6 separate regions of the Mus musculus genome follow, and regions 2, 3, 4, 5 and 6 are each linked to region 1. Evidence: chromatin loops called from intact Hi-C (ENCODE). Cell type or tissue: heart. All regions are shown on one strand. Region 1 overlaps Fryl (FRY like transcription coactivator). Region 2 overlaps Ociad1 (OCIA domain containing 1). Region 3 overlaps Fryl (FRY like transcription coactivator). Region 4 overlaps 1700025M24Rik (RIKEN cDNA 1700025M24 gene). Region 5 holds the start of Fryl (FRY like transcription coactivator). Region 6 overlaps Ociad1 (OCIA domain containing 1).

The links. A loop is a pair of places that touch in the nucleus more often than their neighbours do. Peaks named below come from ENCODE experiments on the same cell type or tissue, not always from the same donor. Only the 100,000 strongest peaks of a DNase experiment are listed, where the experiment ranks them.
Region 2: it touches region 1 in a loop (4-fold over the local background); 15 of 42 quality-filtered maps call a loop at or near these places.
Region 3: it touches region 1 in a loop (1.9-fold over the local background); 9 of 42 quality-filtered maps call a loop at or near these places.
Region 4: a loop joins it to region 1, with 5 times the contacts of the local background. A loop is called at or near these places in 7 of 42 quality-filtered maps.
Region 5: a loop joins it to region 1, with 4 times the contacts of the local background. A loop is called at or near these places in 15 of 42 quality-filtered maps.
Region 6: a loop joins it to region 1, with 2.1 times the contacts of the local background. A loop is called at or near these places in 15 of 42 quality-filtered maps.

What each region holds. Positions count from the first base shown.
Region 1 is chr5:73,128,461-73,133,460 of GRCm38, forward strand. It overlaps Fryl (FRY like transcription coactivator), which reads right to left. Exons shown (of 63, transcript NM_028194.2): 6 at 4,786-4,925; 7 at 4,011-4,107. Among named protein-coding and RNA genes, the nearest start is that of 1700071G01Rik, 26 kb to the right of the region's middle. In heart, no CTCF peak of the experiment used is centred here; a DNase peak (open chromatin) is centred at 2,751.
Region 2 is chr5:73,297,254-73,302,253 of GRCm38, forward strand. It overlaps Ociad1 (OCIA domain containing 1), which reads left to right. Exons shown (of 9, transcript NM_023429.4): 4 at 3,411-3,464. Among named protein-coding and RNA genes, the nearest start is that of Ociad1, 7.0 kb to the left of the region's middle. In heart, a CTCF peak has its summit at 2,145 (motif pointing right); no DNase peak of the experiment used is centred here.
Region 3 is chr5:73,191,602-73,196,601 of GRCm38, forward strand. It overlaps Fryl (FRY like transcription coactivator), which reads right to left. Exons shown (of 63, transcript NM_028194.2): 3 at 3,385-3,512. Among named protein-coding and RNA genes, the nearest start is that of 1700071G01Rik, 37 kb to the left of the region's middle. In heart, a CTCF peak has its summit at 2,911 (motif pointing left); DNase peaks (open chromatin) are centred at 370 and 2,270; H3K4me3 peaks cover 763 bases; H3K27ac peaks cover 2,817 bases.
Region 4 is chr5:73,269,871-73,274,870 of GRCm38, forward strand. 1700025M24Rik (RIKEN cDNA 1700025M24 gene) reads right to left here. Exons shown (of 3, transcript NR_040689.1): 2 at 1,786-1,924. Among named protein-coding and RNA genes, the nearest start is that of 1700025M24Rik, 12 kb to the right of the region's middle. In heart, a CTCF peak has its summit at 3,010; no DNase peak of the experiment used is centred here; H3K27ac peaks cover 553 bases.
Region 5 is chr5:73,253,913-73,258,912 of GRCm38, forward strand. It overlaps Fryl (FRY like transcription coactivator), which reads right to left and starts at 2,706. Exons shown (of 63, transcript NM_028194.2): 1 at 2,488-2,706. In heart, CTCF peaks have their summits at 1,924 and 3,578; DNase peaks (open chromatin) are centred at 2,099 and 2,839; H3K4me3 peaks cover 3,541 bases; H3K27ac peaks cover 3,013 bases.
Region 6 is chr5:73,304,583-73,309,582 of GRCm38, forward strand. It overlaps Ociad1 (OCIA domain containing 1), which reads left to right. Exons shown (of 9, transcript NM_023429.4): 6 at 1-102; 7 at 1,996-2,171. Among named protein-coding and RNA genes, the nearest start is that of Ociad1, 14 kb to the left of the region's middle. In heart, no CTCF peak of the experiment used is centred here; no DNase peak of the experiment used is centred here.

The DNA of each region.
Region 1 (5,000 bases):
AGGAGAGAAAGAAAGACCGCATTGAATTTTACGACAGGAGACTGCACCTCTAGGATTTTAGTTCCAGAGCTGAACATGGTCACAGGAGTCTCTCTCTCTACTCATTTCAAGAGTGGAAACAAGGTGGAAGAGTGGCCGGAATCTGGAGCGGGGTCTACTGGCTCAAACAGAAAACAGCTCTACCTGTGTGGGTAACAGTGTCACCTTTGGTTGGGATCAAGTTCTCACATCTGATGGCTGCTGGGGTGTCAGTAACCATTTTGGTTCTGCTTGAACATTCCAGAAGGGTGGGCGCGGTGGGTACCACACAACACCCACTGTTTAGTCCAGTGGCCAGCTCATGAAATTTTATCTTCTGTTCAGGTCTTACCACAAAACCACTTTGAGATATGAGTACTCACGAGGCTCGCTCCTGACAAAGGTGACCATGTTCGTTTCCTCACGGTGACATACGGGGTGGAGCACAGCAGAGAGAGTGCAAACCCACCCTGCCTTTCCCAGCATGACAAGCCACGTGCCACGGGCCTTACTCAGGGCTACCCACTGGCATCTCATGTGCTGCTGTGCATCTCAAGGTGCCCACAGCAGGGTTTCTCACCTGGCTCCTTGCCTTGGGGAACACCTAAAACTCAGTGTAAGACCCAAAGTATCCTAGATGCTAGCGTGGCAGTGAGACGCAACTCTGCCTGACATCCACAAACCGAGGTGACAACACCACAGCCTACTCCATTTTTTACCATACCCGTTCTTTTTTCTGTGTGTGTTCTCGGAGCTTGGATGTGAAGACTGGGGTATAGCTACCTTGTCTTTAATTATCATTATTATTATTGTGTAGTGTGTGTGCTTGGTGTATGTGTGTGTGTTGGGGCTGTATCTGCTCATGTGGGATAGCTTCCTTGGTCCCTTCTCTAACACCCTTGTTGAGACGGGTCCCCCAATCAACTTGGATGCGTCAATTCTACTAGATGGACAGGTTGCTGAGCTCCACGGCTTCTCCCATCTCATCCCACTGCGTGGCACTGGGTTACAGGCGCTTGTCCCCATGCTTAGGTTTGTGATGGGTCCTGGGAATCTGAACTCGGGTCCTCATGGCTACACAGCAAGCACTTGGCCCACTGAGCCATCTTACCCAGCCTCTCTATCTGCTTTTCTTTAATATATTTTTAAAATCTTGAGTCAGTTGTGTTCCATTGGTGAATTAATGCCATATGATTTCATTTTTAAATTAAGTCAAATTTTGTACTAACTTGTTACGAGGAAAACTAATTTGAAGAGAGACTGGCCAATTTTCACTTAATTTCATATGGTAAAAAATAGTAACTTCTTATTAAAAGGAGAACTTGCAAATTTAAAGACAAAAGAACTACCGCATAGCTGTCACCAAGGCACTACAGCTGAGGGCTTTTCTTCATCCGTAACATGAAGACAGCAGAGAGGGCTGCCTGGGAATCTCCCGTTAACCAAGCACTACTGAGTTCAGTTTTCGGGATGCAACAAAGGAAGACTATGCCTACCCTTTTACACAGAGGACAAAAGGCTAGTGGAAAGCAGGGCAGCCCGAGTTCTTCAGCAAACAAGACAGACAGCTGGGACATAAGTGTGTGCCTTGGCTACCACCCAACAGTGACAATGATCAGCTGGCTCAGAGATTACAGAATCCTCCATGCATGGGGAAGTAGTAGCGAGCACATAAGCACTACCCAGGGAAACAGGGACTAAGTCACATGAGTAGTTAACCCTCTTTGACAGTGAGCTCAATGTATGGATGCTCTAGGGCCCCATGTACATCCACCAGCCACAGCAGGACAGAATTACAGCCTAATGAGGACCTACTATGTATGCATGACAGAAGCAAAGGTCCTAGAAAATTCAAGACATTGTTAAGTCTATTACTCTGGAGATCTATGAAGCTCTATGTCATTTTGACATAAGAAAATTGGGTTAGTCTGTCACTGTATTTTTGAAACCTCAATTGACTTTTTAAAAAAAAATCTCATTTTCTAATTTAAGAAACAAAAACGACTTTGCCCTTTTTGTAGAGAAGAGTCCCCACAAAGAGTTTTGGAAGAAGCTTATATGTGTCCTAAGTGACTCGCTGCAGTTTGATTGGGTACATCTGAACTCTGGAATGAGGTGACAGTAAAGGCTGAGGGAAGGGAGTGGCCAGCCGGGAGGAACAATGTGGCAGCAGAACCCAGATCCTTCTCAGAGGTGGTGCCTCGGCTCACACCCGAGTGCCCCGAGCTAAAAGGCTTATATGGCTTGGTACGGATGTTGTCCTGTGTTCAGAGGGCTGTGTGAATGATAGAGGCTAAGGCAGGAGGCTTGCAATTCTGAGAAAAGGGAGGAGATGGGAGATGGCAGGATACTGTCAGGGGACAATACTCCACCCCAACACACACACACACACACACACACACACACACACACACACACACACACAGAGGTGGCTATGGGTTGAAGCTCTGAAGCCAGTCCAAGTACAGGTGACTTGTGGGCTGGAAAGCCAAACAACAACAACAGACAGACAGACAGACAGACAGACAGACAGAGACCAACTAGAGAGTTGCACGAGATGCAGAGGAGAAGAACACAGAGATCAGTGTCCGGTGGGGAGGCTCCGAGTCCTCAGACTGGAAGAAGGACACCCAGTATTACTTCAGTGAGAGAGGAGTGCATGGCCATTGCTCAGGGTCCTGCCAAGGGTGCACCAGGGAGGGTTGGATCCGTGCCCACACATCACAGGACCACAGAAGGCAGCACACAAGTGTCAGTATACAAGAGACACTGCAATCAGCCACAGGGGACCGTCAAGGTCACCAGTGGCCAGGGCGTTTTCTCCCCACAGCTCTCCTGCTCTGGGAACTTTAGTTTTGGCATCTTGGCATTCTGGTCACACTCAAAAAAAAAAAATCAGAGAAACCTGATCTGCCCTGTTAGCACAAGTCACAGGGGAAATCGGATCCCCAGATCTACAAAAAAAAAAAAAAAAAAACAAAAAAAAAAAAAAAAAAAACAAACAAACAAACAAAAAAAACCCAAAAACAAAAAAACAAAAAACAAAAACAAAAACAAAAAAAAACAGAAAAAAAACAAAAAACAAAAAACAAAAACCCACCACCACCAACAAAATGTATATACTAAGGTGCCTTTGACCTTTAGGTAACTCATTTATCTCTTTTACATATTTGTTATGCTTTTCATTTGAAAATAACTGTCAGTTCACATACACTGTAAAAATAAACACTATTGTCCAAGAATATATTATATTAACTAAAATCAAACTAGACTGCAAATTACTTCTAGATACGGCATTTGCTATTCTTTCACATCCCGTTCTAAGTAACAAAAATGAAACTCCTATCTGAATGCATCATAAGGAAAACCTATGGGTTTTCTTTTATAATTTTCTAGTCTTCTTCTCTAACCACAGGCCATAGCTAGAAATACACTGATGATCCTTTGATAATGCAAATGTCTAAAAGCCTACAAACTTAAAAAACCTCCTTCAAATTCATACAAGTATGTGTATGCGTGCACACCTTCATTAATTTTCAACAAATGACATTTCCGGTGCTATTTACGTCTTTACTTCCACATCATGGAAACAGAGAGAGAGAGAGAGAGAGAGAGAGAGAGAGAGAGAGAGAGAGAGAGAGAGAGAGAGAGAGAGAGAGAGAGAGAGAGAAAAGAAAGGATTAAGTAGCCAAATGGCAGGCAAACAGCACAGAGTCCCCAGGTAACAGAGTTCCACTCAGCTCGTTCCTCCTAACACGACTCTGCATCTCGGATGGCAGGTGAAGGCAAAAAGATTTACTTTCACATAACCAGGGACAGACAAGTTCAGAGCAGGCAAGTCCCAGGAAGTGGAAAGACGCGTGATTAAATTAAATGACCTGGTCACCTTGTGGGCCAGAATCTCAGGTAACGTCCTCAGGGCCATACCTGAACCAGGAAGGCTTGGGAGACAGTGTCCCAGGATGCAGGCTTGGAGATACAGGGGCACTTACCTGCTTTAGAACTTCTACCAAAACTAAACAGAAAATGAAGTCTACGGCTAAATCCCGCCGCTCCAGGAGGTAATCTCTCTCGCGGTGCTGCTCATCTCTGAAAGGAGAACCCAAAACGAGAACTGTGTTGAGACTCCCGAGTTCCAAAATGACTGCTGTAGAGTGGTTGGTTTGTGTGGTTTACTGTGTTCCTCCTTAGCACAAGCAAGCGTGAGTGTGAGAGTGAGCGGAGATGAGGGAGGGAGGACTAGAAGTGGGGGTATTTAGCACCAACTGCAACAGGGACTTTGCTTCAGTATCCCACTGCATGCATGGCATGTTCTGTTGATTTTAGACATTGGCTATTTATACATACAACATACACTTCACTGTTCTGTCTACTAGAAATAAGCCCTTTGCAGAAAAATTGGCAAGAGAAAGAAAAGTACTTCCAGTTTCCTCTAGAAAGCCTAGCATGGCTTTATAATCCATTGGTAGCTTAAAAAAAAAACAACACCAAAAAAAAAAAAAAAAAAAAAAAAAAAAAACTAGACAAAACTAAACAAAAGGACTAACTTTTCTAGATTAAAAACACAACATGGGATAACTTTTTTAATGGGATTATTAAAGTTTAAGCATGAACACCTTCACTCTTACTTACACACATGGGCATAAACTCTATCTACCTTGTCTCTAAATAAAGTAGATAGTGACACAGTCTCGGCTTGATAACACCATCACCCCATCGACCACAAGTGCCCCACGTCCAGGAAAGACAGTTAGATAAGCCACTTACCCCTTAGACTTTGTGCTCGACCTAGGCCTGTACCCGTAGGATTCATCGTCGGTTCCGTTCTGGCGTCGGTACCAGTCAAACAGGGTTCGGAGTAAGGAGGGGAGACAGTGCTCGGCTACGGAGCTCATAGAGCTTACCAACTGAAAGGCAAGATGGCCGGGTGTGATACGCGTAACAGCGGCAGACAGCAACCTCCCGCTCCACGAGCCACCCCA
Region 2 (5,000 bases), 170 kb after region 1:
TAATAGTCATGTAATAGAACATTTTATAACATTTCTTAGATATGGAATGCTATATATGAAATACATATTTATGCAAATGAGTAATGGAACTTAGGAGAGTATTGGCTTGTGAGTATTGATCAGAACAGAATAGTAAAGTAACTATAATTCCCTGGAAATGTACTGATTATAAAGTTTACACCCTTTTGACATCTGTAAACTATTCCTTCTGGTATAAAATTTAAAATCAGACTCATTATTGTAAAGAAGATGGCACCCATATTAGTCATGCCAACATTATAGCAGCAACCACATCTTGCTTGGCATGGCCACCATGGCTGTTGTCCATAGTTCTTTCCCATCCTCCTGCCGTAAGCTGCCTGATACCACAAGTGTTAGCCACTAGGGAGGACATTGCTTGCTTGGTTTCTTTGTCCTGCAAGCAGACCCTTCCATGTTAGGGACTTGGTATCTACTTGTGCCATGTCACCAACATCAGTGGCAATAGCCTAGATGATGGAAAGGGTTTGTTTGTTTGTTTCCCCCAATAAAATAGCTATTTAAAAGTTGTTGAGGGGAGTCATCACTGATGTAGCTTTTTGTGAGTCAGCCATGCTTCAGTGCCACAGCCAACCATAAGTTGCTCATGGGACTTCTGAAATCTTTCTTTGATGTATGAATGCTCTATCTGGGTGAATAGACTCTTCTTACTTCTCTTTATGAGAGGTGATGTTATGACTACTTATTTTCAAATTAGACAGTATTATCAATGATAAAAACATAGATCTTGGGTCTGGATTCAAGTTCCACCTATGTACACTTTAAGAGATGTGAGATATGGATAAGTTTCTATTTATGTCCGTGTTGATCTGCAAAATGGGGAAGATAGCTACCTATGTCATGTAATTGCTGTGGGAATTAATTCTAATTTTACAAATGGTGGGTATCTATTAAATGTATGTGTGTATTCTGTCTAATACAGTGAAGTTTCTATGCAAATTTAGAATAGCATTTTGTAGTTGTGAGGAGAAAAGACCTCAAGAAACTGTGGGAATGCTTGTATTGGATATAGTGTGGACAGTGGTCATCACTACTATAGATTTACCTAAAGAAGCAGATTATTTACAGACAGGAGTAGTAATTACATAGTACAGTGGAGCCAGAGAACTTGGGTTCTAACCCTAGGTCATCTATGAATCACCTGTGCAGTTTGGAAGCACACGAGTTGTCTGTCCATTTTGGGTATCACTTTACTCTAATTAGGACTAAGACTAGATAACAGCTGAGAGCTCCTGCAGCTAACCATTCTATTTTTGTGTGACATAAAATAGATCATGTCAGTTGGATAGACCTGAAGCCTAATCCATCAACCCTGCATGGAGTAAGAGGGAAGGGAAGGTCTGATGGCATGATGGCAAATGGAAGTAGAATAGCACCAGCATCCCATCGTCTGGACTGTCAGTCAATCTGTCTCAGACGGGAAAGTGTTGTCCATTGTAGGGTGGCTAACTAATGCATCGCCTCGGATCCTTCTGCTGTTCTTCAGTACTATGTATTACAGTCCTTGAACCAAAATGAACTGATACTGTAATCAAAGATGGTTTGTCCTTTGAAAAATCCTTAAGTGATAATACTTGAAGGCATTCAAGCCAGCAGACATTAAAGAGAGCATTTTTCCAGCAGAGGTAAAACCTGTTAATAAGTAAAGTAGGAATCAGTCAAACCTTAGGGTGGCTGCAAATTACGTCTGATGGCAAAGCTGATGTCCAATTACAGAGTTAGAAATCTTGATCATAAAATTTTTATAATAGTTAAAATGATCGTTACTTTTTAGATTGCCACATAGTTCAGACAAGAGTTGAGCAGACTACATCCATGGACTGAATGTGGTTTTTGTATTTAATATGCTAAAAATAATTTTTACATGTTTAAAATGGTTGGAAGGAAAAGGCTGATTTGATTGCATATGTATGCAAATTACTGGAATTAATATTTTGTGTCCAAAACTAATATTTTATTAGAAAAGGCTAAGTTCATTTTTTTTCATGTTTTGTCTTGAGGTGCTTTTGCCTTAAAATGGCAGTTGTATTTTGTTTTGTTTTGTTTTTCTTTTTTTTTTTAAAGATTTATTTACTTATTATTATATGTAAGTACACTGTAGCTGTCTTCAGACGCCCCAGAAGAGGGCATCAGATCCCATTACAGGTGGTTGTGAGTCACCATGTGGTTGTTGGGAATTAAACTCAGGACCTCTGGAAGAGCAGCAGTCTGTGCTCTTAACCACTGAGCCATCTCTCCAGCCCCCAAAATGGCAGTTGTATGGTTTGCACGAAGACTGTTTACTCGCTGGCACTTTATAAAGTATGCCATTTACCAGGTGCATGTAGTTATTTGAATTTAAAATAGTTTATGATTAAAAACAAAAGGCAAAATTAATTAAAGGAGCATTGGTGGAGTTCAAAGGAAGCTGGACGCTTGGATCTCCGAGTCTTTCTATGGTGTCTGTTCCTTAGAGACCTAGGATCAGGGTTTTTATTGGGGACTGATCACATGGGCACACTTAGCGTATCTGGTACTGAAATTCTAGACTCCCGGATGAAAAGTGGGTTTTCAGTATAGACTCTGTTTGTACAAAAAGGTGAGATATTTCATATTGGAAAATTTATTGTCATTCTAGGGATCCGTCTACTGGTCAGTTAGCAAAGCTAGTTCTTGCCAAGCTAGTGACCCAAGGATCAACTCCCATCATTGCAGAAAATAGGCATCTTTTAGATATTTTCATATGGTTTCAAGGAATATTTAAAATACATGATATTCTAATCACATGGTCAAATGTATTTTATATTTTGGTTTAGATAGTATAATGTGGAGCCTAAAATCTTAGGATCAGATATTAGGCATATTTTGTTTTGGTAGGTTGTGAGACTTAATGCTGATTTAAGTATATGGATTTAAGTGAGTAAGGTTCTTAATATCTGTACTTTATTTTGTAACTGGTAGTACTGTGAGCTCCCTGATACGGATGTGATGATAAAAGGCACGTGAGATAATTCACTCGAGGCATGTAGACTGTGGGATTTGATTACCTCTTGGTACCGAGTGCTCCTCCTGTGCTGTGCTTCTCCAGCATTCCTGCTTTTCCTGTGACTTCAGATGAGACTCCTCATCATTTTACTTTAACTTGATTATTTTAATGAATTGCTATTGGAACCTAAGTACAGATGGTTTCTCGAGTTACATTAATATTTTGGAATGTTTTCTGAAAATACTCCTTTATTTTTGCTTTGTATGCACAGTGCCGCTATAGAAATCTTGGTTGTTGAATCTTCATCTTGATGGTTTTCCTGTTACTGAGACTGATTTATCTCCTAGTATACGCAGAACAGTGTTTTCCTCTCGTTGATACTGACGAGTTCTTTTTCTGCCTATAGCTGTGCCGTTGGCTGCCACAAGTATGCTGATTACTCAAGGATTAATTAGTAAAGGTAAGTGTTCACATTCACACTTTGGATATCTGCCTTTATCTTATTTTCCTGATTCTTAGATAAGAAAATAGGATCTTACTCAATACAGGATCACTGATCAATTTATACAGTGTTAGAATAACTATCTAGACCCACTCAGGGGATTCTATTGATTTGATATTTTGATGTCATTGAGCATGTGTTTTAATTGTTACAGTGCCTGCCTATGTGCAGGAAGCCCTGAGTTTGAACCCTGGTACTGTGTAAAAGAACTGAGTGTGCTTGCACACGTCTGTAATCCCAGCGCTTGGGGAGTAGAAGCAGGAGGATCAGAAGTTCAAGGCCATCCTGGGTTACTTGAGACCCTGCCTCAAAAACAAAAACCCCAACCAACCAAATAGAGAATTTGGTATCAGTAACAATCTATAAGAGCAGAAAAGTACCTTAACATTTGTTGCTAGGTCTGGAGGGATGGTTCAGTGGTTAAGAGCATTTGATATTCTTCCAGAGGACCCGAGTTTAGTTCCTGTTCCCACTTCAGCTTCTCACACAGGCATACATTAAAAACCAACCAACCAACCCTTGTGGCTGGCTAGTTTGCAAGGAGAACAACAACAAACCTGGGCTAACTGAACACTGGCATCTTAGAGATTGTTAGAAATATAGTTTATGGGTCCATACTAAGCATACTGAGTCAATATTGCAGTCTGTTTTACACATTTAAGGTTTTTCATATGCACTGGCTTAAAGACCTATAGTTCCCTATTCTGGCTTTGTCTTCTCATTTTGGGGCATGGGTAAGGATGAGTTGGCATTCAAAAAATACTTAGAAGGCCTGGAGAGATGGCTTAGCAGTGAAGAGTGCTCATGTTATTGCAGAGGATTCAAGTTTGATTCCAAGTACCCATGTGGTAGTTATCTTATTTCGAGTTAAGAAGAAAACGTTTAATTGGGGCTGGCTTACAGTTTCAGAGCTTTAGTCCTTTATTGTCATGGCAAGAAGCATGACAGCATGCAGGCAGACGAGGTGCAGGAGAAGGAGCTGAGAGTTCTACATCTGGATCTTTAGCAGGAGGAGGCTGTGTGCCACATTATTAGGCCTAGATTGAGCACATAAGACCTCTAAGCCTGAAGTGACACACTTCCTCCAACAAGGTCACGCTCCTAATAGTGCCACGACCTATAGGCTAAGCATTCAAACTCAGGAAGCTAGGGAGCCATTCTTATTCAAACCAACACAGTGGTTGACAGTTATTTGTAACTACAGTTCTAGAACCCAATAGGCCAAGAACCCAATCTTTAAAATAATTTAGAAATTTAGGAGTCTGGCTAATAATACGGTTTTACTTATCTGTGTATACATGTGAGTGTGGTCTTGTTTGTCATTATCAAACATCTCCACAGGTTATCTCCCTGCCCCAGAATTCAAGGAGGTAGACTAGGCAGGCCAGCAAGGCCCAGTTCTGGGGTTATTATGTACACTTTACCAACTGAGCTATGTCCCTAGCCGATGGTAATCTTTTTAATATTCCCCAAAGGAACTAACTTGTTAGCTTA
Region 3 (5,000 bases), 63 kb after region 1:
CCTTTTTACTTTACCCATTTGTTGATGTAGACATCTGTCATCGTGATTTCCACAACACTTATTCTCGCCTGGGTCACCCACTGTCCTCTCAGAGGAAGTTGAACACAGTCTTCGCACCCTAAGTAATTTGGGGGGGTCTCCTTCAATCTTCTCTCTGATATCCAAAACCAGGTCTCCCGAGAGGACAGGAGGCACGACTCTCTTTAAAAAATCCATCTTAGGGTGCTTCTTCTACATTACTAGAGCCAGAAGCACAAAGAACAGGTCCAGGGACCAACTTCCTTGATGACTCGTTGAGGGCTATACTATCTGAGGCAAAGAGCAAAGAGACGTCATGTGAGCCTAGGCGGTACTAAAGCCCAGCCGGCCGGCCACCAGCTGTTTGAAGGCTGATTTTTTAGGACATTACTGTTTGTGCTGATAACAGGCCGAACACTGTCGGTCTGAAACTGCAGGCCACATCTGTGCGCCCTTCCACAGTGGGTGTTAACTGCAATAGACCCATGCCATAAAATGCTTAGCCTTCGATAAGGTTTAACATTTAGACTCTGACAGCCTTCACTGTGATAATGTAAAAAAATAAATTCGCTTTGTTCTGGGGTGTATCTTCCTCATATAAATTTAAGATCTTGAGTGCAAGAGAGTAACTTGGACTCAAAAAATAATTTTTATCAATTTGAAAATTTGCTACCAGATCTCACAACTTACACTGACTGTAAAGCTGAGCCAGTGAAAACCTTAGACTTTTAAACATGTGCATATACACACACACACACACACACACACACACACACACACATCCCCTTTAGAATCAAGCGTTCTTTTTTTTTTAAGATTTATTTATTTATTATTATATCTAAGTACACTGTAGCTGTCTTCAGATGCACCAGAAGAGGGTGTCAGATCTCATTACGGATGGTTGTGAGCCACCATGTGGTTGCTGGGAATTGAACTCAAGACCTCTGGAAGAGCAGTCAGTGCTCTTAACCTCTGAGCCATCTCTCCAGCTCAAGCGTTCTTCACAATAGTAGAAAACCTAGAATAAGTCATCAAAAGGTGCTGGAGAGATGGCTTAGTGGTTAACAGCCCTGAGTTCAATTCCCAGCAACCACATGGTAGCTCACAACCATCTGTAATGGGATCCGATGCCCTCTTCTGGTGTGTCTGAAGAGAGAACAGTGTACTCACATACATAACAAATAAATCTTAAAAAAAAAAAGTCATTGGCAACAGATCCACCTAAAACATAACGTTAAAACCCTGAGAAATGAATCATAAACTGTAATAAATGTAGTCACCAACACCCTGTTTTTGAAATAACTACAATCCATTCCATATGGTAAAAGAGCACAAGGGGTTAATCCCATGACCTCGATGTTATGGGGACAGACAGAAGACAGAAAGGCTCTAAAACCTGAGCTAGCGCCCACTCAGGCCTCTCCCTGCCTTGTGGGAGGAAAAGACAGGAGAGCGAGGGACAGGAACAAAGGGAACACAGAGAAGGCAGAAGCAGCCCAGGTAACTCTGCTTGTATGGAACTTCAGAAGCCTTCAGCAGAACTTCAAAACTCAGATTCGCTCAGCAATGCACACACACGCACAATTGCTCTCTTCCAGTAACGGACATGAAAATAGATGCGAAATGTAACATTTCTAAAGACGGGGCAAAGCCGTCCGTCCCTACAGACAACAGGGGAAATGACTGTGAAGGAGTAGCTAGCTCACATCTGCTTGGAGTCAGGTTCCTGCCCTTGCTCCTAGACTGTAAGACTTAAGGGGTCATTGGCCAGGACCTTGTAAACCAAGAGCGGTGGGATACGCCTTTAATCCAGCACTCTAGAGAAGCAGGCAAAAGGATGGGGAATTCAGAATCATCCCAGCTACAGAGTGAATTCAAGGCCAGCCTGGGATACTCGAGACCAAGTAAGGGTGGGTGGAGGGACTCTGTCTAGGTGAGGAACAGGAAAGGAAGACTTCCATTTCTTTCCCTAAAGTAGTACTTCTATTAGAAAAACCACACTCTCTCTCCGAGCTTCCTCTGAGCCTACAAGGAATAAAACTGATAATCTCTGTGACCCGATCCCCACAAACAAGGGAAGCAATGTCATAACTCTAAGCCGTGAGGTTTCTCACTGCCTGTGGGTGCTCTTATTCTGTGTTTGCTCAGTGACTGTGACCTCAGGGGTTTTACACGGTGTGTCTGCTGTTTGCCTTGGGCCTCTTCTCGGGCTCTTATCTAAGGGAGCCCTGTAACACAGTGGCGTGGAAGGACGCAGATGCCAGGCAGGAAGTTGCGCTGAACCACCTGCCGGGTTACTATTAACCCCAACCTCACTTTCACATCTCAGAAAGGAAGGGTCTGGGGCACAGAAAGGCGAGCACTGGGTGTCACAGAAGAGACCTCAAGATTCCCTTCACCCCTCATGTGTTTGCTGTGAGATCCGCTGCCTCATTCCAGCTAGTCTTCTGTTTAAGGTGGAAAATCCGTTCTCATCGCTACAGTTTTCCCTGCAGGGTAGGGCACAAAGCTTTCCTGAGCCCAATCTGCTTCCTAGGCTGACCCCTGATAAACCAAGTGGAAGCCACAACTGTCAGCTACGTGAAGACCAGCCCTGGCTGAGACACAGAGTAGGGTTGACAGCATTACATTTCCGGTGGTAAACACTATCCATTACAGTCTCCGTCTGAGAGGAAAAGGTCACGAAACCCCATTTACTTGTTACACTTGAACTAGTTATCATAACCTTGAGTGGAATGTGCTGTTGGCTCTTATCTTATCCCTCCGTGGGGCTTGGAGGGATGATGGTTCAGCACTGGCTGCTCTTGCAGAAGACCTGGGGTTGATTCCCAAGCAACCACTTGGCAGCTCACAGCCACCTGTAACTGCAGTTCTAGGGGACCTGGTGCCCTCTTCTGGTCTCCATGAGCACCAGGCACAAACACAGTGCAGACGTGCATGCAGGCAAAACACCCATGCGCATAATAAAAATACAGTAAAATATTAATAATTTTTAAAAAAACTGTGTAAGTATCCTAATGGCCCCACATATCTAAAGTTTGAGAGGTAGAGGCTACTGGGTGGGATGGAATCATTGGGGCATCATCTTTGAAGAAACGGGTGGGATCCTGGCTCCCTACTCCCACGTTCTGATTCCCCAGACAAAGGTTCAAAGCAACAAGACAGCAATCCACAGACCAGAACTTCCAAAACCATGAGCTCAAACCAACCTCTTCACAATTAAGTTCATCATGTCAGGAGCGCGGTTGGCGGGGCGGAAGTGACTAAGACAGAAACTGTAATCGAAGCTGAGAGCTAAACTCACAGCGGCGTTAAAAGCTCTTTCTCGACCTCACTCTTAACCAGTAGGGTTTACTGTGATCTTACCGTAGTGCCACTCCCGGCTAAGTTCTTGGTGGTGACATGGAGCAGCTAAGCACGCGTGACACTTGAGCAGTTTGAAGAATTAAGCATTTAGAGGGTAATTGCCCAGATTCAAATAAATGGCTTCGTCTCTGAAGGAAAACAAAACACAACATTTGCCTGTCAGAGATGATTATAATTAAAAACATTTTTATGTTAACTTGTATCCATCTACACTTCTGGTAGCAATCATTCACCTGGTTCTACCATCTCTTCTGATCATGACACGTTACTTATTTTTTCTTAAACTCTGGAAATTTTCCAACTGCTGTAAAATTATTGAGAATATCATCATAAAAGCACCTGCTCCCATTATTCACAAATACAACAATTAGCTCCCCGTATATCATCATATCTCAGTCATAGCTGCATATCCTGTCCATCCCCAGGATTATGCTGAAATAAAAAGGCAGACATCCAAGCATTTCATGTGTAGACAATTCAGTATACTTTGCTCTAAAACAAAGGCCTTTCTAGCCCATTAGAATACCTATAGTATACTAGTAACTTCTAATATCAACTACCAATCACTGCTCAAATTTCCAAGCATCTTTTTAACCATATGCTCTAACCACTGAATAGAATCCAGAGAGTGGCAACTGTGTTCCTCCGGTCTGTTCTAGCTTATATGTTTTTGCCCTCCTCTTCTCCAAGCAATGCTTTAATAAACCGATGGCTGACCTCACACACACACACACACACACACACACACACACACACACACCACCATCTTATTCAGTTACATGTTTAACATACTGTCACTGCACTCCTTAGAATACAGCACTGTCTAACAGCTTGTGTATCTACTAGGCATCATATCTAACAGATCTATAGGTGTTTAGGGTGTAGCATTCTATGTACTAAGAAGCATGGTGGACAAAGCCACAGCAAAGACCAAGTCTTCAAAGCCCCAAATCTCATAAATAAATATATGTTTTAAACATCACACTTTTCCATAATCAGAATGACTGAGACTTGCTGCAATGTTTTACTTTCCACTAAGCATTCCCAAATCTATAAATACATGAATATTTACATACATACATACATACATACATACATACATACATACATACACACACACACACAAAGATACCCAGACTGGGCATGGTGGTGCACACCTTTAGTCCCACCACTTGGGAAACAGAGGCAGGCAGATCTCTGTGAGTTTGAGGCCAACCTGGTCTACACAGTAAATTCCAGGACAGCCGGGACTATTTAGAAAGACTCTGTTTCCAACAAAAGAAAGAAAAAAAGAAAAGAAGAAAGAACATTCTGGCACATTCTTGATATTTTCCTTGTCTTTGGGTCATGACATCTTTTCTCCCTCAAAGTACATAGAACCCATATTACAACCTCTGTCTTACTGGTAAGGTTGTACACAGCATACTGCTTCATGAGACTTAAACTGGGCTTCGCCTTCTTTCTCAGGACAACTCACAGAAGTGAGGCCCATCAAAGCAAAATGCAGGAAGAACTGACACAGCTCCAGGCCCAGCGAGAAGGCTGAGTCACAAAGGCATGCCGGAGAACCTGGTAGCCTGAGGTGGATCCCTAGGGTTCATGTAAAGGTGGAAAGA
Region 4 (5,000 bases), 140 kb after region 1:
GTAAAAACTCTTCGCATGTAGGACCAAGGAGATGACTTATCAGGTAACACGCCTACCACGGAGGCCGATAGCCTGAGCTCAGTCCCTGAGGCCCACAGGCAGGAGGGGAGCACCAACTCCTAAGAGTTGTCCTCTGACCTCCACATGCGTGCTGTTGCATGCCTGCAGGTGTGCATACCCATGTGCACGCACATGCATGCACATAAACAAACAATAGAATGGTTCAATTTAATAAAAACAAAACCTTCACATTTTACCCTTTTTCTGCAAGTATCAGTCTGAACCATGCATAAGACCCCATATATTAATTATGTTGATGGTAAACGTATTAGTTACATAGTAAGGAAGGACTCCTGTGATAAATTAACAAGACAGAAGCTCAAGTTCAAGTAACAAAACCTCAAGGAATTAATCTATTGTTTTCCAGATGTCTATCACACTAAAAACTATTTATCTGCTACACATACTGGAGTTCTAGCATAGCAAATATTTTATTAACCAAGTGAAAAGGTCAAAATCCCCTATTGGTAAACTATCCCTTGACACAGGATATAGGAAAAAATTCGTAACAACTGAACAGTGTTCGAAATTATCCTCCATAGAGACACATTGCCTTTAGGGAATCATTATCTTTCAGTCTGTGGGTGAAGCAATTAAACGTTTATCTGTAAGTTTTGATGACGGTTTTGTTTTGTCTGAAAAACCCTTCTCTTTGGGTCCCCCAGTACAGCAGGTCAGCTCACATTTTCCACAGACAAACTTTACAACCATATGGAGATACCTAGTGGCTGTCTCGAAGTCCCACTCAATACAATTTGGTATTTTGGATCTATTTTTAGAAGTTCTGCTATGTGAACATTTTTAGCCTGTACAATGTCAGCCTGGTAATTTTCATGCAAGTAAGAAAACAATTTGTTCTAGCCTCCAGAATGGTACCGACATCAGAAGTGTCCTTCACATTAAAGAACTTGTGATTAAAGAGCTTCCAGTAAGAGCGGTGAAATCGTCACCATAGCCAGTAAGTACCGCCTAAGTGGAAAGCAGCGACTCTTTGTGCCCAGCATAATGGAGACAGAAGGCATTTCTGAGTTATTCCAAGGGGCTTCAAGCTAATCTGCCCTCCCTGCTTCTTCCTACCCCCGAGATTGTAGAGGCATGGTTGTTGTATTGTTGTCGTCTGATGCCAATTACAAGTCTGACCCCAGCTTATTTTTCTAGCACAGTCTCCCACTATTTTCTGGTATTTTAATCAAATTGTTTCAACTGCTATTTCCCAGGGTTCCACAATGCCCTTGCCTGCCTCAGGAAGTGTCAGCAGAGTGGGGTCCAAGAAGGTTAATGGAAAATACAAGAAAGCAGGAGAGTAATATTTAACAATGGTGGCACTGGGGAGATGAAGAGGTCTGGCTGCAACCCTGGGAATGGCCCTATGAAGCCTGACAATGCAGTCAAAGAAGGTAAGGGTAGGTCACAGAGCTCTTCTGCTCACACTATCACGTGACAACTATAACATCAGCACGTTAGTGCATCGGACTATGCTGAGGTGTCTTCAAGGGTTGTGAGGAGGAGAGGGGTCGAAAAATCATCTACGACTCATTGTATGTAAAGCCACGACAGAAAAATCCAGAAACCACAGAGACGGAACCGCCCACCACCCTAAGTGTCTGAGAAAAGTTAAATATGCTGATGATGCTGATATAAGAAGACAAGAATGTCCATGGAAAAGGAAATGATTGGCAGGCAGAGGGTTTTTGTTTTTTTGGTTAAAAGAATTCTTCTGGTCACCTTCATCTAAACCCGTAGGATCCTCAGGATGTCTTGATTGAAGATGTTTATCCATCACCCCGGTAGCAGGAAGACTGTATTCTCCAGGTGTCTACTCACTTCAAAATACCATCTTGGGCTGTTATCCACAGTTCTTTTTCTGCAGATGGAAGACACAGAGTGTGGTTAGCTTACGCAAGAAGGGCCTCTTCAAGGGAGAACGCTGAAATGTCTCAGTGGAAAGTGATACTTGGGAGCCTCTGAAGGGTTTAGGACAGGACAATGGCAGGTGCTGTTCAGGTGGTCTCTCCAGTTGCCATGGTCTCAGTCTCTGCTAACCTGGGTAATCCTATTTCATTGATCTCTCCTCTTCTTTGCTGACCCATCCTCAACTAGATGGCAGTTCATGGATGGGTATCATCAATTTATTCAGGCAAACAGATGAGGTTGAACTGTTGTATCTAAACTTCAAGCTCCAGGCTTGCAGTGTAGCTCAGTGGTTGGACACTTGCTATGATCCATGAGGCCTAAAACTCAATCCCCAGAACTGAAAAACAAATTTAACTCTCTAATTAGTTAAAAACCAAACCAATCACAAATTCCTATGGAAAGAGAATCTGATTGCTCCTACCTAAATTAGGACTCTAGCTCTCACTCATGAAAGATGGGGCAAGGCCCCAATATAAAAACAGGGACACTAAATCCACATTATATACAAGAGAGAGGAACAGAGAAAAGACAGTTATTCTTAGAATCTAACTTGTGTGGCCTCGAAGATGTCCCCAAAGCCATCTGCCACAAGCAGGAACTACTATTATTCCCACTTTCCAGGAAGTCGGTGGCAGACTCAGGATCTGAAGTTCAGGTCTGTCTGTGTCATAATCGCCATGCTGTGGTCTCTAATCGCTACTTAGCAAGCACTCTTATTATTTGATATAGCTTCTTATAATGCCTAGCTACAGGGAAGGACTAATTATACAGACTTCACATATGCTGATTCCTGTGATGATCTGAGCTCTCATTATAAACTGGCATTCTGGTCTATACACCATTATTACACATTCCAGTTTATCGGGACAGTCCTGAGAAGTGGATCTTCTGTTATTAGCATGATAACAAATACATTTCAGACTTGTAAAGTTAAAGCCAAGATGGGGGTGGGGGCAGTGGTGGTAAATTCCACCTCTGACTTAGCGCTCGCTTCTGGGCAGCTTCCTAAGCAGAATTCCTTTCTAAATCTGACAGCGCTCTCTGGCTTCCTCCGTCCTTTTCTACGGAGACTGGCTTGTTTCTTTAGGTCTTAAGATTCTGAACACGACATCAAGAATTTGACTTTCCATTTATACTCTCAACCCACATTTATTCTTCAATATCAGTTGCTGCCATCAAACGTGCTGGTCCCTGCGAATGCAGCCGTAACTCCACCCGAAAGTTGTTCAGAGTCTGAACTGGATGGGAAACACAGGCACATAGGTTTTGGAGGAGAGAGAGAATAAAAAGAGAAGAGGAGAGAGTGGGGAAAGGATGCATGGGCTATTGTTTATTTGTTTTTTTGTTTTTTTCACAAAAGAGATAAAGAGGGTGTATAAAAGAAGTAGAGTCCTGGGTTGACTAAGATGGAGCTCATTAATATGTTAATCACAGGCCAATGCCTCCCTCATCCAACCAACTGGAAAAAAGGCAGCACATGGTGGCATAGATAACGCAAGTCAAAGGTAACTGGAGTCAGCATCAACCAAAGAACTGTACAGACAACTCGAAGGTTTCTGCCTTTGCACAGACTCATCCCCTCTCAGCCAGTCCACAAACGAACAGAGAAGTGCTGATCATAACAAACTCAATTTGGTTACACCGATAGATCCATTGGCTCTCTCAGCATGCTTAGTTAGACAGGACACTATGTTTCTGTTTATCCTAAAAGCACACTCAGATCCTTCTCAGGCCCCATTTCTCCCCACCTCCAACCCCCTCACTGTGACCATCATACGTTTGGCATCTTCACAGGACAGGGACTTCAAGTTTCTAAGTCAGACTAAAGGGGCAGAAGAGGTTATGGCATGAGGTCAGAGAGGTGGAGCAGCTCCTTGGAGCCTTGGAGACGCAGGCAAAGACTTGTTTTGTATTCTTAACCCAGTAGGAAACCACTGAAGAGATTTCCTATGGTGAATGAGATGCTACAACTTAGCCACTTAAAAAGCTCACTCTGGGTTCTGAGTGAAGCATGGACGACATGAACCAGGCAGGCCTGTGAGAACAGTAACACAAATGCCTGGAGTAGACATTGGTATCCTGGAGTTGATTTGTCACAAGGGAGGAGGCGACATTTTAATGGCTTCTTGATACATTGTGATTACAAACCTGACAGGACACGAAGATGGATTGAATCTGAGGAAAAGAGCAGTTGCAGGATGACTCCCAGGTCCAAATCACCGAGAATACATAGGAAGGAACGATTTGGAGGTGCAAAGCAGACATATCTAGACATGAGTCCAGAGCTCAGAGGAATGGTTCATGCCAGAGATATAACCTGGGATGTTCCCATTTATATGTGGTATTGAAAGTTGTGGGAAATAGATGAGAGCATCACGGAGACAAATGTAACTGGCTCAGATAAAGGAAAGGCTCCAGGCTAGTTAGAGCTCAGTTGTAACTGCATCAACAAAGCCCTGGGTTCAATCCTAAGTGTCATATAAAATAGGTACAGTAACACATGCCAGTAATTCCAGCTCTTGGGAGGTAGAGGCAGGAGGATCAGAGTTCAAGGTCATTTTCTTTATTATATATAGATATAGATATAGATAATATATATATTTATTATATGTAAGTATACTATAGCTGTCTTTGGATACCCCAGAAGATGGCAGCAGATCTCATTATGGATGGTTGTGAGCCACCATGTGGGATTTGAACCCAGGACCTTTAGAAGAGCAGTCAGTGCTCTTAATTGCTGAGCCATCTCTCTAGCCCCCAAGGTCATACTTAAAGCTATGTCAGGGCCAGCTAGGGTACCTGAGATCCTGTCAAAAAAAGGAGAAGGAGGAGGAGGAGGAAGAAGAAGAAGAAGGAGAAGGAGAAGGAGAAGGAGAAGGAGAAGGAGGAGAAGGAGAAGGAGAAGGAGAAGGAGAAGGAGAAGAAAGAAGAAGAAAGAAGAAGAAGAAGAAGAAGAAGAAGAAGAAGAAGAAGAAGAAGAAGAAGAAGAAGAAGAAGAAGAAGAAGAAAGTAGAAGAAGAAAAGGA
Region 5 (5,000 bases), 130 kb after region 1:
TAGGAATTGTTACTGTTAAAACTAGCTCATTAGGTCTGAGGATACAGCTCAGTAGGAGAGCAGTTTGCATCATATGTATCAGTTAGAGAACAATGTATCTTCCACAGCCTTTGTAAGATAGCATCTTTTCCTGCCAGACTTCAAACAGTTCCTCTACTGAATATACAGCTACACACTGGATCTGCAAAGAAATAAGGCAGAGCGGACCATCCCAGCTCTCCCAACAATCTCTAAGCAGTCATAACTCATAGTTATCTAGAAATATGTATGCAGTACACAGAAAACAGAAAAACGCATGCCATTCAGCACATAATGCATAGGCATTTCAAAGGTAAGCACTCCTGAACACTTTCTCCTTGTGTGATCTTCTTTAAAGTTTAGAAAGTCTCTTGTCTAAATATGCCACTAAATAAGGAAGTAAAAACGGGAAATTTTAAATTTGTTCTAAACACCTCCTTCCTATAATAAGCAAGGAAGACTATGCCCACCAGGTACTTGCCTGATATTGTTAACACAGGAGAATTAAAATAATAAGGTGGAACAAAAATGGATATTATCAAGGGAATTCTCTCTCAAGTATCAATGTCTCAAGTTGGACTTGTTTCCCAAATATAGTTTCTGTGTTATTATTGTTGAGATTGGGAACGTTCAGCATTCACTCAAGAGTTCTTAGACAGTAGCTTAAAGATAAACAAATTTTAAAATCTGCATTGCCTTAAAGGAAGGAAAAAACCCACCCGGGCCAGGTGTCTCAACAAAATTCATTCTTGCAAAGTACAAAATACTGTAACAGAGCACAAGGCAACCAGGATCAGCGGCTACATTTGAAAATAAGAAACAAAAATAAGACCAAAGAATCATAGGCCGGATGCTACTTCCTTGATAAGGCTGCAGCTTGCCGCCTCCAAGCGCTCTACAAACCATTGCTCAAGAAACTGTCAAAATGAAGGCTTATGAAAACATTCTTTTCTAAATAAGGACTCCAACAAGGGATGTGTTGTTTCTAGCTATGATTTCTGCTGCAAGTATTGACAAGTTCAACACCGGCAGAATGTTCACAGTGCAAAGACCTCTTATTTGATTCACCAATAGCAAGAGTGCCTGCCTGCAAGTAGTTACAATGCCTGCATTCAGTAGGGGAGATCAACTTTATGGAAGGCACCTGCTAGGCGGAACAGCAGTTTATAAAACCAACTTTTATTTCCATCAAAAGTTGTTCATTGTTCCCCCCCCCCCCCAATCCTACAGACCCTTCTACCCTCCTCGAAGAGCTTCTGTCGTGGAGTCCCGGTAATACTTTCCCTAGTTCAAAGGTTAAAGCACATTTAGTTCTGTCTGAAGCTCTAGCCCCTCAGCCATTCCCCCACCCGTTTATTTATTCTTTTATTAACACAGCAACCTGGGACTTATATCCTCGAAAGTCTACAAGCAAAGCGATTGTAGGTAATGAGGAACAAAGCTGGACTAGTAGTAAAGCATTCAGGCCCCAGATCGCCTTAGATATCGGCCTCTGCAGACGCAAGAAACGAGGCTCGGCCGGGCCGGGAGAACCTGCCGCCCGGAAGCAACAACTCCCATTAGAAGGCAAAGAAAAGTTGCACGGCTGAGCTCCGGACCGCGAGGAGCCAGCGCCGGTGTCTGCGAAGCCGGTGGCCCGGGCTGCACAGGCCCGGCGGCGGGCGGTGACTTTGGCGTCCGCCGGGCCGACCCCGGCTCCGGAAAGGCGCGGGTCCGGGGGTGCGCCGTCGCTTCAGGCGGAGTGGGCTCTGCGCCCAGGTCCGCACCCCTCCCAGCACCGCAAGCAGTGGGCGGAGAGACGCGGCGGAGGATCGCGGACAATGCCCGGCCGGGCCGGCAACCTCGGCGCGCAGCGCGAGCCCGCCGCCTCTCCTCCCGAGGCCGCCTGCCGGCACCTTCAGCCGGGTCGGATGATCAACCCAGCAGTAGCGCCTGCCGCCACCGCCCCGCCGCCCGCTTCCTCGCCGGGCGGTTCCCGGGTCGCGGTGAACCCGCGGCGTGCGAACCAAGCCGGCGCGCCGAGCGGCGCAGGGAGCGCGCTCAGGGCAGCCGGGCGCGCGGGAAGAGCGGAGCGAGCGTGGAGACGACGGCGCGCGACCAGGGCAGCCGGGAGCGCGGGGAGAGCCGGGCACGGGCCGGGAAGGAGGCGCGCAGCAGAGCGGGGCGCGCGGTGCTCCCCCACGGGTCTGCCGCAGCTCCGACGGGCTTTCGGTTGACCCCGGCTCAGTACCGCGCCCGCGTCCGTTAGGAGCCTCCCCAGTCGGCGCCGCAGCCGCCCATCCCGGTCCGCCTCCCTCGCGGCTCGCAGCAAGAAGGGCAGCCGGGCCAGGGCCGGGGACCCGGGATCCCACGGCCGACGGTCGGCGGGCATCCCGGATCCTACGGCCGACGGTCGGCGGGCATCCCGGATCCTGCCCCCGCGCTGGAAGAGAAAGTGAAATGAAGCGCCTTTCCCCAAACAGCACCTACCAGGTCCCCAGTCCCGTGCAGCTGCCTCGTTCCTCCAGCGCCGCCGGTCCCCGCCCTCGGGCCCCAGGCTCCGTTCTCTTTGACAATGGCGCGTCCCCTTTAAGGAATAATCCGATCGGGACCGATTCGTGGTTAAACCTCCCTCCGACTCTGATTTTAACCGGATTTCTGTCTCTCCCAGAGCCCGACGGGCGCCCGGCAGTGCTGCGAGCTCTGCCCACCCCTTCTCTGCCCCGCCCACCCACTCGCCTTCCTGATTGGCGAAGGATACTACACCAGGAACAGCGGTCCTCGCCCTCCACTGGCCGGCCTCCCCGCCGCTCAGAGTTTCCCCACCTTCGCCCCGCCCCCTCCCCCGGGTTGGACCTACCTCTAATCACTCTCGGTCCTCGCCTCCAACGTTGCTTTGGAGAACTGGCAGTCACGGCTCACCCTCCCGCCTCCGGAAAGCTAACTTTATTTTTATTGGTAGAAAGACATCTTCCTGTGCACCTGATTGGGTAAGAAAAGGCAAGTCTGCACGCCCCTTACCTTTTATCACTCTCCCTGGACGGCTGAAAGACAGTCGTAAAGTCTTCCCTATTTTGGCACCCTCAAAGCCTCTGTACCTTTAAATGTTGGTAGAGGTCGAGCACAAACAACCTATACTGAGGAAGGCGGGAAAGAGAGGTGGAAAGGATGCAAAAATCTTCAGATAAAAAGCACACCACAGCAGCTGCGGGATCCTGAGAGCCCAATCCTATTTCGTGAATGGAGTGAGAACACCTGAAATCCTAATACTGGCTCCTGAGAATTAATCAAGTTCACACTCCCTGTCTACTCTGCTCACATCCTTGACTTCCTGGCTTTACGCACCCGGAAGAATTAACGAAGGTGTCTTCAAACCCAGGGGTTTCCTTGTTTATCTTGCAATAGGACGTTCAGAAAAGCGTTAAGTTCTTCCCATTAGAAGTTCCGTTTAGGTCACGTCCTGTGTGTCATACTGGCATTTGCGCGGGACTATGCTATTTTTTATTATTTTTAAAAATTGTTTGGAAAGATTAAACATATATTCCTCTTTGCTGATATTCTCAAAGTTCCTCTTGTTACAAATGTGGACACCAGAGGGCTAGTCTTTGAAGGACAGTGGCACCTTTCCGGGGAAAGCACATCTACCCAAAGGAAGAGGGAGAAGTCTCGCCAGGAGAAACCTGAGTGGCAGAACCCTGCTCATTAAAGGAGAGGAATCCTGCGACAACCTCGGGATCTGCATTAACTTAGCACCAGGTTCCTACCCCAGATATAGGAAACGAAGGTTATTTCCAAAAAACCTGAGTGTGGTTATGGCTTTCGGACCCGCCAAGAAATAGTAAGGAACAGGTTAAGTGTTCTCTCTATTTTCTATGGTCTTTGATACTTTTGACGATCCTTTGACGACGTCAGAGGATCCCTACAGGTGCAGCAGTCACCTCCAGTAGTGCCAAGAAAGTGGCTGTGCCCAATGCCGCCCTAGACCAGACCAGCTTAGAGAGAGGGAAATAAGCATAGACAGTTGAGAGATAAGGCTTTTTTCCTGAACTCAGAGAGCCATTATTATCGAGGAGCAGTAAGAGAGGCGGGACTTGATTGGTGTTTGCAGGTCCTTCCTTTTAAATTGTTTGTACATTTTTGCAGCAGTGGGAATGAATTTAGGGACTCATGCATTCAAGGTAAGTCCTCTACCAGTGAGCTAAAGTCTCAGCCCCTCACGATTGTCACACGCTGAGACAAGAGATGGGAACCTAGCTGTTTTATAAGGCCTTCACAAATACAAGCACCCAATTACGGCCTTTAACTAAGCCCCCTTTCCAACCTACTCCTCCAGATACAGTCATCCCTCTTTCCCATATCTGCAAGGGAATTTCTTCAAAGACCCCCCACCCCAGGGATACCCTAATCTTCCGTTATTCAGGTCTCCTATAAAATCACATGCCATTGACATGTAGCATGCAGAGTCCTCTACATATTGAAAATAAACGCTGGAGTGTCTCTAATAGCTAACACAATGTCAGTGCTATGGGACTCACTATTGTACTGGATCACTGAGAGAATGATGACCAATAACATCTATGCATGTCCAATGCAGACGTGATCAGGGTGGGACTTGCTACATAGTGCACGCCAACAATAATTTAAATCCCTCGTCCTCCCAATATTTTCCATCCATGCTGACTAAATCTGAATGAAGACAAGGAACCTGAACTTGTATGACTTCACACTTGTACTCACTTATACCTGTACATGTGCGCAGTCAACTGTATGTCTGTGTAACCATCCTTAGACGTGTAGGCACATATGTGTTCTTTTTCAGGATGCTCATTTATTGCTTATACACTTGCCTTTTGGGTGTGTGTTGGGTTTTTCCTTGGCTCTGTTTTGTTTCTCAGTGCCAGGGGTGGAATTCAGAGCCTTGTGCACGTTAAATACACACCCTGCTGCTTAGTTATAATCCTAGCTCTTCGATAAGCTTTGAGGCGTCTTCTGGCTTCTAGTCA
Region 6 (5,000 bases), 180 kb after region 1:
TTCTTACGTGAAAACGTGCCAAGAGAAGTTCAAGAAGCTTGAAAACTCCCCCCTTGGAGAAGCACTGCGGTCGGGAGAATTGCGGCGCTCTTCTCCACCAGGGTGAGTCCCCTCACACGTCACACCCTCACCCTCACACCGACTCTGCTTTTTAAGAAACAACTCTTTGTCAGAACACAAGGCTTGAAACTCTGCCTATCACCATTTCCTCTAGTATGGAAGTGTTAAAAAGTGGAGCAAGATTTGGCTGCTTTTAGGACCTGTAAAAGAATAAAGAAATAATTGTTTTTGGCAAGCACTTGGTTTACTGCATTCTGGATTTCTTTCAAGTTACCAGATTTTCTCAGTCTAGCTCAACTGATAGCCACTTTTTTCTTTATTGCTTATGAGGAAAATAAGCTTAGCAGAAAATGCTTGTCTATTTGATTTTCGTGAAGCTCACAGTACCTTTATGTTCTAATTGTCTCATACCAAGAACCATAGTTAATTCTTAAGTATATATTTCAAACGTGAGCTGGTGCTGATAAAACTATTTGGAGTTTTTGTTTATTTTGTTATTTACAAAACTATAGATCAGATAAAAAAGGAAAAGCAAAACATGAAGGTTCAAGGTTGTTTACAGTTTTAAATAGAGGAAAATTTGGAGTTAGCATCATGTCCAGTGGAGAGGGATGGATGGATGGGTGGTCATGTGTGCTATGGGCACTGTGAGCTACTGTGAAGTCTGAAGTATCTGGGTGACGTGTATTTGATAAACTGAAGAGATATAATATAAAATTAAGTATTTATAGAATTGTTTCTAAAGAAGACTTTACACCAGTAAAATAGTGTAAGCACTTAGTAATCCTAGTTGCCACGTGTCGTATTTTCTCCTTACCCAAACTTGCTACAATATGATTTTGTTATTTAAAGTTAACGTTAATTCTTCAAAACAAAACAACTACAAGAAAACTCTTGCAAAAAGATAATGTAGTGGGATGGCATATGCAACCCACGCCACTGGGAAAGTTAAAGCAGGAGGTTAGTCAGACCAGCCCGTGCCCATCTCTGTCCTGCTGCCAAAGCTAAACACTTGGAAATGTTAAAAATTTCAGGTTCCAAAGGTAGATGTAGTGCCACATGCCATTAATTCCAGCACTTTAGAGGCCAATCTATGTGGGTTCATGGCCAGCCTGGAACCATAAAGGGAGTTCCAGGACAGCCAGGGCTACACAGTAAGACCCTGTCCCAAAAAATAAATAAGCAAACAAACAATTTTTTTCAGAATTCTAAATTTAATAAAGCAAACAAAAATCATATTTTATTAATATTAAACAAACAAAATTTTTTCAGATTTCTAAATTTAGTAAAGCAAATGTATAGCCCATTTCTGACTTTCTTCAGAAAAAAAGAAATGGTTTGGATTTTATATTGTGAAACTATAATCTGTAGATAGGTAAGATCATTAAGCTGACTGATGAATTATTTCATAATGGAAACAACAAATTTTATGTGTAGTAATACCTATGTCTGTGTCAGCAAGGCATAGATTATATGGACGGTAGCTGTGGACATAACCTCCTCCTCCTCGTTATGGGCAGCATGGACATGTTTATGAAACCTGATCTGAAGGAGGCTTTTCTTTGTGAGAGACACCTACCCCCAAAGCTAAATATTTAGAAAATGGAATGTATGTTTTTCTATTTCCCTTTATGGAATGACTATTTACTTCTGAGGCAGTTATACTATAGCCCAATCTGGTCTCCAGCCCAGGATTTTCCTAAGTGAGCCTCTCGGGGGCTGATGACCATAATCATCATCATGTTTACTTAGTAACCATGTTTAAGGTGCCTAAGTGGGTCAGGACATAGCGTGACTGCTTTTATATTAGAAATAAACTTTATTCAACTGCTTATAAATAACTTAAAGTTATGAGTATTTTAGAAATTCATAGCTTTTATACCTTAATAAGGGCAATGATCCTTTGTTCTTACGTATTATGATATTCTTTTTCAGGCACTATACTCAAAAGCCTAAATTTGACTCAAATGTGAGTGGTCAGTCCTCTTTCGGGACATCTCCAGCAGCAGACAACATAGAAAAGGAGGCGCTTCCTCGTTATGAGCCAATTCCATTTAGTGCTTCTATGAACGAGTCCACTCCCACTGGTATTACTGACCATATTGCCCAAGGTAGAAACTTCTCTTGAAATGAATTTCAGCATTTTATGGTCCAACGTATGTATACACTTTATTTGATGCTCTTTTCTGCTGGATCTCACCTCTGCTACTGTCTGCTGTCAGCCTAACTTCATCCATCAGCCTGACTCAGCATGTCTGCTCTTTTTGTTGGTCTCTTCATTCATCCAACATACTTGGCTAGGTGTGAAAGAACAAAGATGGGCAAGGCCTGCTTTGTCAGTTTGGGCTTCTTGTTAGTTTGTCTTAGGCTACAGAAGTAGATGGGACAGTTAGAGATTGCCCAGGGCTGAATGTTCACAATCAGCAAAGAAGTGATGGCTCTGCCTGTGGTGAGCAGAGGCTTCAGGAAGGTGTAGGTTATAGATTTGACTTTCAGTTTCCAGTCTAAAATTGTAAAGAAAGTGATAGCTGTTGTCATGCAAGAAAATCCACTTAAAATCCGTTGCAAAGTTTGTGTAAATACAAAGTCCAGGGTGCAAACGTGAGGTAAAAACCTTAGATTAAGGCTGACATCTAAATTATTTAAAATTTGCTCTGATCTTGTAATGAGTCATCAGAAAACTAATGTATATTTGCATTTTGAATGGAGGTGGTAATGCTTCTCAGAGAACTGTTGGGATTTGATGAAGTAATTGGACACAATGCTAGTAGGCAGTCAGCAAATATTAGATCTCTTCCTTTCATTCTACTCTACAGTGAAAAGAAGGAAGTTCTTTATCTAAAAACCTAAAACACCAAGAGTTGTGGAAACCAGAAGTTAGGACTGGGACGCATGATGCGGTCTTTGTTTATTTAAAGTAGTTTTTTCCCATGTTTTGTTATAATGCTTGATATGTTTACTTATTTTCATTCGCATCCTGACCTTCAGTGTGGGGATATTATATATGATAATATTTTTCTAAAGTTTATGACATCTTAGCTCAGATGTCTTGGATTATTGTAGAACTTTGTAGGCTACATCTTGACAATAATTTCGAGGGCTAATTTAGCAACAGTTATGGTTTTGGCTTTGTTTTGTCTTTTGGAATCTAGATTGAATTTACATCCAGATGAAGGAGTGGGGAGAGGGTGCAGTGGAAAATGAGAAACCGATGATAGGTTAGGGAGTGCTTAAGATGGCGCCAAAGGGCCTGGGTATCTCTGAGCATAGAGGATCCACAGTATGGCTCTCTAAATTAATTAGAACTAAGGGAGATACAAAGTTATCTTTTGTTGTCTTGGTAGCATTTCAGTTGCTCATTATTAGCCTGTGTGTGACACTTGGTTTGGATGTGGCAGTGCAGAATACTGTCACTGAAGATGGGGTGGGGTTGGGGAGCTGTTGCAGAAAAGATGAGCGGCTTGAGCTCAGGGGAATGTTGTTGAATACCTTAATCCTAAGGTGGCCCCCGTGTTCTTCTGGTTGGGATCAAAGATACCAAGTATATTCCAGGAACAGGAGGAGTTGAGACACCAGCTTTCTATGAAGGCAGCTCTTGTCCTTTGTCTGTGTTTCATTTTCCAGTCCAGTTCAGACCTGTTCACCTTGTATTTTAGGCTGGCCCAGGTCCTTGGTTGCAGTGATGTGCATCCTTCCTGCCATTTTCATCAGCATAATCTTGTGTTCTAAGTTTTTCCATGTAAAAGCAGATAAAAGTCTCTTTGGTCTTTACCCACAAGTGAGAAAGATCCATACTTAATATGACTAATGACCTCCGAGGCAGCCATTCATCTGTCCAGCTATGGGGTTGTGAGTGTGTTGTCATCCTCCCTCCAGATCAAACTTAGCACTCACCAGTGTCGCCCCTGTGGATCCATCCCTGTCCCCCGTCCCTGCCATGTCACCCTCCCCCCCCAACCCCCAGGACCCCTATCCCCCGTGCTCTGCCCAGATGCTGCTGTCCCTTCCAAGACACCTTCTACTTTTGCTGGAGACTTGTTTGCCCCCTTGTTAGCTCTTTTTCAAGGATCCAAAGACTTAGTGATCTTTTCAATTAGAAGGCATTCTGCCATACCTGTTGGTTAGTTCTAGCCATTGCTGTTACAGGCTTTCTTATTCCTTCCAGGTCTTAGTAACTTGCACAGAGCTGTAAAGTATGTTCTCAGTATCCTGCCATAGTGTTTTCAGTCAGCTTTCCACATGGAGAAAATGTGAAATCTCTGCCAATCTTGTGTGGGGGTTTATATCACAAAACATCAGAAAAATATGTTTTTCTTTTTTTGCATAAGAAAAAGACCTGGAAGGAATTCTAGAGGTCATGTGTTCACATTATTTCACAATTGGAGAAAACAGGGCTCAGAGAAGCTTAGTGATTTGCCCAAGGACTTGTGCCAATGGCTAGTCAAGTGAGGGTTGCAGACCCAGTGGTCCTGACTACATCAGGACTTTAAAGATACCTCTTGGGAGGGGAAATGAGTTCATTGATTGCTTACCACTAATGCAGTTCAAATGTTTAAAATGAATATAAGATCATTTTCTAAATTAAGATTATTTTTCTTTTTATCCAGAAAATATTAGTTTCTAATCATGGTATATTAGAGCAAATTACCAGTTGAAATCCTGTTTTATATTGATATAGTATAATTTACCAAAATAAAAGATTAAAGTTGAAAGTGCTACTTAATTCTCGTTGCTTGAAAGATTCTGATTATTCTCTGGAGCTTTAAATTAATACCCTTTATAAGAATTGATTCAAAATTTAGTGTGTATATTGCTAAAATAACATGACTAGTTGGTGGACCGACTTGCTGGAAAGTACTTTCTGTGTGGTGTATGAACTTGAGTAGGACAGGCACTGAATGTCTTCATCAGTTACGCTTTTGAACTGTTTGTATGGCCCT